3 separate regions of the Homo sapiens genome follow, and all the other regions are linked to region 1. Evidence: read pairs that join two places in POLR2A ChIA-PET (ENCODE). Cell type or tissue: CD4-positive, alpha-beta T cell. All regions are shown on one strand.

Region 1 (2,500 bases):
GGTGGACATCATTGTGGGATACCTTGGAGTCTGTCTACCGTAATCTTCCTTGTATATTCCAAATATTTTCTCCATCTAGTAGTTTTTGTTTGGGAGTTTTATGCTCTAATTTGTATGAGTTAAATGTGTTGGTCTTTCTGTGACTGCTGTGTTACAATTTCTAGTATGTTTAGAGTGGCCTTAATCATGCCAAGATTTCTTAAACATTCACCCGTTTTTCATCCATATTGTATTCTAATGCTATTATTACTTTGGAATTTATTTTGATGTGAGATTTGAGAGAGGGTTCCCATTTTTTTTTTCCTCTGTAGCTAATCTATTGTCTCAATTCTTGAATAATTTCTTTTTTACATAGCTTGTTCTGTTTTTTACTGTTTTTTTTCCCATTGATATGGCTACCTATTCCTCTGTCCATTTCCACATCAGTATATTATTGTAACTTTGTAATATGTTCTTTGATTTTACTTTTAGTTATGTTTTTAGGCAGATACATATGAACATACATTCATGTGGTCTAAGATTAAAGATAAGCAAAAAGTGCAGTGAACAGTATCCTCTCCATCTCTGTCCTAGCCACCCAGTTCACTCCCCACAGGTGCAACCACTGTTGTCACGTTTATTTATTCCTTCAGGAATATTTTATGTATGTATCAGCAAATGTGAATATATAGTCCACCTCATGCCACACTTTTCTCTGAAGATAGTTGACCATACACATGTCTGTACCTTGCTTGAATGAAGTTAAGTGAATAAAGTTAAGTGAATAATACATCTTGGAGATCTTCCCATGTCAGTTCACAAAGTACACCTTTATCTGTTTTAAAAATTAGTACACAGTATTCTTTTATATGACTTTGTCATAATTTATTCAGCTAGTTCCCTATTAATGAACATTTAAGTAATTTACAGATTTTAAAAAAATATATAAACTTATTGGCCGGGCGTGGTGGCTCACACCTGTAATCCCAGCACTTTGGGAGGCCGAGGTTGGTAGATCACGAGGTCAAGAGATCGAGAGCATCCTGGTCAACATGGTGAAACCCTGTCTCTACTAAAAATACAAAAAATTAGCTGGGTGTGGTGGTGCGCACCTGTAGTCCCAGCTACTCAGGAGGCTGAGGCAGGAGGATAGCTTGAACCTGAGAGGCGGAGGTTGCAGTGAGCCGAGATCGCGCCACTGTACTCTAGCCTGGTGACAGAGCGAGACTCTGTCTCAAAACAAAACAAAACAAAAAAACTATGCTTCAATGAACAACATTATGCACATACAGTTTCATACATATACAGGTATAGCTGCAAGAAAAATGACTAGAAGTGAAGTTGCTGGGGCACAAGCATATGCATGTGTAGTTTTAGTAGATATTGTCAGTTCACCCTCCCTAGAAGTTGTACATTCCTCTCTGCTGTATATGAAAGTGCCTGTTTGCCCACATCCTCCCCAACTCAGTGTTTTGTCAAACTGTTTGATCTCTGTTAGTCTACATAGTAGAAAAATTATGTTTCTGTTTAGTTTTAATTTGTGCATTTTTCTTATGAGTAACGTGTGTTTTTTCCTGTTTATGAACCATTTGTATTATGTTTACCGTGAACAATCTGTTCATATCTTTTGCCTTTAATTCTTTTGTGTGGTTGATCTTTTTCTTACTGATTTTTAGGAGTTTTTATATATTAGAAAAACTAGCCATTTATCTGTGATATGAGATGTAAATATTTTCCACATTTGCCACTTGTCATTTGACTTTCTTTATACTGAAATTTTTTTTCTAACAGACATTACAATTTTTTCATGTATCAAAAGTTAATGTTGGCTGGATGCAGTGGCTCACTCCTGTAATCCCAGCACTTTGGGAGGCTGAGGTGGGTGGATCACCTGAGGTCAGCAGTTCGAGACCAGCCTGGCCAACTGAGTGAAACCCCCGTCTCTGCTAAAAATATAAAAATTAGATGGGCGTTGTGGCAGGTGCCTGCAATTCCAGCTACTCAAGAGGCTGAGGCGGGAAAATCGCTTGAACCCGGGAGGCGGAGGTTGCAGTGAGCCAAGATTGTGCCATTGCACTCTAGACTGGGCTAGAAGGATGAAACTCCGTCTCAAAAAAAAGAAAAGTTAATGCCTTTTTGGTTGCTCCCAGGTTTTTTGTTATAGTTAGAAAGTTATCTTCTTTTGTTTTTGCTAACACTTTATACCTTTATTTTCAAATATAAAATCTTTGATCCATCATGTGCTTATGCCAGTGTAAGGTATGCAGTGTGAATCTGGCTTATTTTTTTTCCACTTTGCTAGCTAGTTGTCTCAACACTATTTATGAATAATCATCTTTTCTCCGATAGTTTAAATGCTACTTCCATCATAAACTAAATTCTCATAGTTTGATTGGATTTTGAGACTTCCTATTCTCTTTTATTAATCTGCGTGTCTATTCATACACCAGAATCACACTATTTTAATTAATGATTATAGCTTCATATTATATTTTAGAAACCTGGTAAGATTAATTCACTT
Region 2 (2,500 bases), 61 kb before region 1:
TGGGAGAATTCTAGAGGTATTTAGGAAGTAGAATGGATTCACTGAACATTAGGGGAAGGAATAGTGGGGCATAGGGCTGGCAAGTACTCCTGAAGAAGTATTCTGTGATCAAGGAAGTTTGGGAAATGTTGTATTCTGTCATATTTGGAAGTCACAACACATATGTAAAAGCCCTTAGGGCTGGGTATGGTGGCTCACGCCTGTAATTCCAACACTTTGGGAGGCTGAGGCAAGTGGATCACCTGAGGTCAAGAGTTTGAGAACAGCTTGGCCAACATGGTGAGACCTTGGCTCTACTAAAAATACAAAAAATTAGCTGGGCATGGTAGCACGTGCCTGTAGTCTAAGCTACTCAGGAGGCTGAGGTAGGAGAATCTCTTGAACTCAGGAGGCAGATGTTGCAGTGAGCCAAGATCGTGCCATTGCACTCCAGCCTGGGCGACAGAGTGAGACTCTGTCCAAAAAAAAAAAAAAAAAAAAGCTCTGAGAAGTTCTACAGTCAAGAAACTTGCTTAGCTTTGTGTAGCATAGCTTTCCCCAAATGTATCTGACCACACAATCCCCTCCCTCTTACCCTTTAGAAAGCTCCTATTAGCCATCAGTGAAACTCATGTTCCATGGAACACATTCTTCGAAATCCTGGAGAAAAGAGGAAGCTAGAACAGAACCCGACTTTAAGCTTTCAACAAATGGTAAATATTACCTAGGAAACAGAAAAGCAAAAATGTGCATTTGTATGCCACATTTGTCAAAGAATTTTGGACTCCATTCTACATTTCTATTTTGGTAAGTTTGTTTAAAACTTTTGTTCTTAAATTGCAGATACTTGTTCTGTGTAAATTTTGTCCCCACTTGTCTAGAAAATAATTTTGATGTGATGTATAAGAATGTGCACTTGATAAACTTATGATAGTTGCTCATAGCCACTGGCTTTTGTTTCTGGAGAAAAATATTCCCAATGCCTATGGGGACGGAGGTACAGAGACCTTTATGGTGGGAGCTGAAAAGGCACATGACAGAAAAAATGATGTGATGAGAATTAAAGTCAAACTCCTCCTGTTTAATGCTAACTCAGAGGCCAGGCACGGTGGCTCACACCTGTAATCCCAGCACTTTGGGACGTCAAGGCAGGTGGATCACCTGAGGTCAGGGGTTTGAGACCAGCCTGGCCAACATAATGAAACCCTGTCTGTACTAAAAATACAAAAACTTAGCTTGGTGTGGCAGTGCATGCCTGTAGTTCTAGCTACTCCGTAGGCTGAGGCAGGAGAATCACTTGAACCTGGGAGGGAGAGATTGCAGTGAGCCGAGACCAAGCCACTGCACTCCAGCCTGGGTGACAGTGAGACTCCGCCTCAGAAAAAAAAAAAAGCAAAGCAAAAAAAAAAAGCTAACTCAGAACTAGCTCCCAGAAAAAAAGGAGAACCAGTGTCCAAACACCCTTCTCCACTAAAAGGAACCAGGGCTCCATGGAGAAATGGCTGATTCTGGGGCCAAGCAGACAAAGTACAACATGAGCCTAAAATATTGGGTGCCTAGACAGGAAGAAATACTAAAAAAAATGGAAACATGGTAAAAGGATGCAGACAGTAAATCTGGGATAATTTTAAGTACTAAAATAATAACAGTAGTTGCAGGGGTCTGTCCCGCAGACCCAACAACAGATGAATAAAGTACACTGACACAGATATTCTGCTTTGCCAGTCCAGCTGAGCATCTGGGCCACTTACAGACTCCAAGAAGAGTGCTATAAAGAGTAGCAGCCGTGGCCTCCACCATCCAGGGAGACTCACATTTGTTCAGTAAAGATTAATTGACAAAGGCTTGAGTCAACACAGCTAGAGGGTAATTGACATTGCCAACCTCCTGAGTAGAAAGCAATTAAGCACCCACAGTAGATCAAAGGTTAGTCTTAGGACCACATGAGTAAACAAGCTAGTTTAGATAAACTCCCCCACATTTCTTTGTATCTACTTTAATCTATTTAAAGGTAAAGGGACTAGGCTGCCTTCAGCCAGATCTATTACCACAATTATGCAAACTCTCAGGCCTTCCAAGAGGGTTTGTGGCTATTATAACTAAAATTTTTCCCACCAGCCTGACTGAACCCCAACCAGTAATGAATTATAACCCATTAAAATTAGAATTCATGAGTCCATTCTGATATAAACAAATAAATGGGAAAGGGGCAATAATTATCAATGCATACTAAAACTAGTGGGTACAAGCTTGTGGAATAACAGGATTTTTAAATTTTATTTATTTATTTATTTATTTATTTATTTATTTATTTATTTTTGAGACAGGATCTAGCTCTGTCACCCAGGCTGGAGTGCAGTGGTGTGATCTCACCTCACTATAACCTCCACCTCCCAGGCTCAAGCAATCCTCCCACCTCAGCCTCTTCAGTAGCTGGGACCACAGGCACACGCCACCGTGCCTGGCTAATTTTTGTATTTTTTGTAGAGATGGGGTTTTGCCATCTTGCCCAGCCTGGTCT
Region 3 (2,500 bases), 380 kb before region 1:
ATTTACATCTGTTGCCAGACCCTGGGTAAAAGCTGCCAGTGAGTTTTGAAGGCAGTGTAAGTGCTGACCCGGGGTGGATGCCCTCTGCTGCAGAAGGCGCTGCCCCAAGGAAGCTCCCAGCCCTGAGGACTTGGCAGCCATTGGCTGATTTGAAAGAATACACAGGGTGTGCCAGCTGGTGTCGCTTCCTCTTCAACATGTACTGATGCTGCAGCTGAGCTGCTGCCCAGCCCCTGGGGAGAAGACACCAGCAGCATGCCCAGCCAGGGCAGGGTGGAGAGCTGCAGCTGCAGGTTGGCATAAGAGGAGAGCTCAGGGCTACAAGGGGATGGTGGTGGGGGGCCAAGGCCTGGAGAGCTGGGCTGCAGCCAGTGTATGTCTGCGAGGCCTTGCTGGGCAGCCTGCCAGTCAGCACCCGAGAATGGGGAGGAGCTTGAGTGCTACCCCAGGAGGGGGCGGGTGGGACCTTTGGGTTCAAGCTCCACTGGGCTTGGCAGGAGGCCCCTCCCCCACAGCCAGCAAACAAAGCAACAACTCCCAGAGTAGAACTGTGGGAGCTCCAGAGCCAGGTTCCCCTGGGTGGGAATTAGAGCAGGCAGACCTGGCCAGGAGCCGCCTGGCAGGGACCATCCATGCCCAAGGACATGGCCTGCATGCAGCTGGGCAGAGGCTGTACCCATGGATGATTAATGGGTATTGATCACTTGGGAGGCCAGATGTAGCCTGGACACTGCTGGCACTTGCCCTGCATCTGTTCCCTTTGTACTGGGCAGGGTAGAGAAGCAGCAGGGATGTGTGTTCATTTGCTTTTTACTTTTAGCCATGCTTCCCTTTATTTTCTTTCCCTTGTAGCTTTTTTTTTTTTTTTTTTTTTGAGATGGAATCTTGCTCTTGTCACCCAGGCTGGAGTGCAGTGGCACGATCTTGGCTCACTGCAGCCTCCGCCTCCTGGGTTCAAGCAATTCTCCTGCCTCAGCCTCCCGAGTAGCAGGGATTACAGCCTCACGCCACCATGCCTGGCTAATTTTTGTACTTTTAGTAGAGATGGGGTTTTGCCATATTGGCCAGGCTGGTCTCAAACTCCTGACCTTGTGATCCTCCCGCCTTGGCCTCCCAAAGTGCTGGGGTTACAGGCATGAGCCACTGCGCCTGGCCTCGTTTCGGCCTCTTTATAATGGATTCCTATACACATTCTTGTGCTTCTGTCCTTGTGTATGTATGTGTGTGTGTATGAGAGAGAGAAAAATGAGGAAGGTCCATGGGGAGGAGGTGCCAGAGCGTGTGAGTGTGGATGGAGAAGAGGCCAGCTTTGATGATGACTTCATTTTGCTGGCCAAGGCACGGAGGAAGCAGTGCTTTTCTCTTCGTCTCTTATTTTGGTACTCCCTTTCCAAGCTGCCTCCTGAGCTCTTTATAAACACTGGCATTCTGGCTGAGAAAGACTCGCCAACATCCAAGAGTGGCAAAGGGGAACAGGAGACACATCGTTGGCTTGGGAACCGCTCCCGCTCGCAGGAAGTCTGCTCACAGGAGATTTTTCTCTGTCAGTGTCCTCGTGTGGTTTCTAGTCTGGGGAGAACACATCAGCACACTAACGGAAGAAAGGGGAGCCCGCAAAGACCAAAGCTGCTGTGCTGGGGGCGTGGATTCGAGGGCTCTTCTCCAGGCTGACAGCTGGGACCCTCATTTTGTCAGCCCTGTGGAGTTCCTACTAGAGTGCCATGCAAGGCAGTGGGGATTTGGAAGATGGAAGTCCTGTCACTGTCCTCAAAGGACTTGCTGCCCAGTCGACATAAGACATATTGGAAGCATTTGAGCAGGATATGATTATCCGCTTAGTGAGGCCGCATCAGCCCCTGTCTCCTCTGCTCTGAGATGAGCACAGCAGTCACACAACTCATGTGTTGCCAAGACACCAGGGCAAAGCAGCCCCACTGCCATTTTAGGATCTGCTTGATGTGGAGATTCAGGGACTCAACAAATAGTGATTGAGCATGTGGCCAACATCAGGTACTGTTCTAGGTGAGTGCAGTAGGCAGAAGGTAGAAGAAGGAAATGTAGCTAGTACCTTGACTTTGACAAGATTTCTTGCAATCTTTTTCATAATATTCTTTTTTTTTTTTTGGGTTGGTCGGGGGGACGGAGTTTCACTCTTGTGCCCAGGCTGGAGCACAGTGGCGCCATCTTGGCTCACTACAACCTCTGTCTCCCGGGTTCAAGCGATTCTCCTGCCTCAGCCTCCTGAGTAGCTGGGATTATAGGTGTGCACCACCACGCCCGGCTAATTTTCATATTTTTAGTAGAGACAGCGTTTCATCATGTTGGCCAGGCTGGTTTCGAACTCCTGACCTCAGGTGATGCGCCCACCTCAGCCTCCTAAAGTGCTCAGATTACGGGCAATGAGCCACTGCTTTCAGCCCATAATAGTCTTATGGATAATATGGAGAAATGTGGGCTGAACAGTGCAGTTAGGAGGACACATAGCTAGTTGTTCAGCCTA

The links. Peaks named below come from ENCODE experiments on the same cell type or tissue, not always from the same donor. Only the 100,000 strongest peaks of a DNase experiment are listed, where the experiment ranks them.
Region 2: POLR2A ChIA-PET joins it to region 1 with 5 read pairs; 10 of 35 experiments call an interaction of 5 or more read pairs at or near these places.
Region 3: POLR2A ChIA-PET joins it to region 1 with 5 read pairs; 1 of 35 experiments calls an interaction of 5 or more read pairs at or near these places.

Annotation. Positions count from the first base shown.
Region 1 is chr15:90,573,262-90,575,761 of GRCh38, forward strand. All of the region lies in intron 2 of CRTC3 (CREB regulated transcription coactivator 3), which reads left to right. Among named protein-coding and RNA genes, the nearest start is that of CRTC3, 45 kb to the left of the region's middle. In CD4-positive, alpha-beta T cell, no CTCF peak of the experiment used is centred here; a DNase peak (open chromatin) is centred at 1,420; H3K27ac peaks cover 913 bases.
Region 2 is chr15:90,511,819-90,514,318 of GRCh38, forward strand. No RefSeq gene overlaps it. Among named protein-coding and RNA genes, the nearest start is that of CRTC3, 17 kb to the right of the region's middle. RefSeq lists silencers at 485-685, 1,705-1,905. In CD4-positive, alpha-beta T cell, no CTCF peak of the experiment used is centred here; no DNase peak of the experiment used is centred here.
Region 3 is chr15:90,191,734-90,194,233 of GRCh38, forward strand. It overlaps a transcript of SEMA4B not described here. Among named protein-coding and RNA genes, the nearest start is that of SEMA4B, 8.3 kb to the right of the region's middle. RefSeq lists enhancers at 1-198, 499-598. In CD4-positive, alpha-beta T cell, no CTCF peak of the experiment used is centred here; DNase peaks (open chromatin) are centred at 208 and 1,288; H3K4me3 peaks cover 402 bases.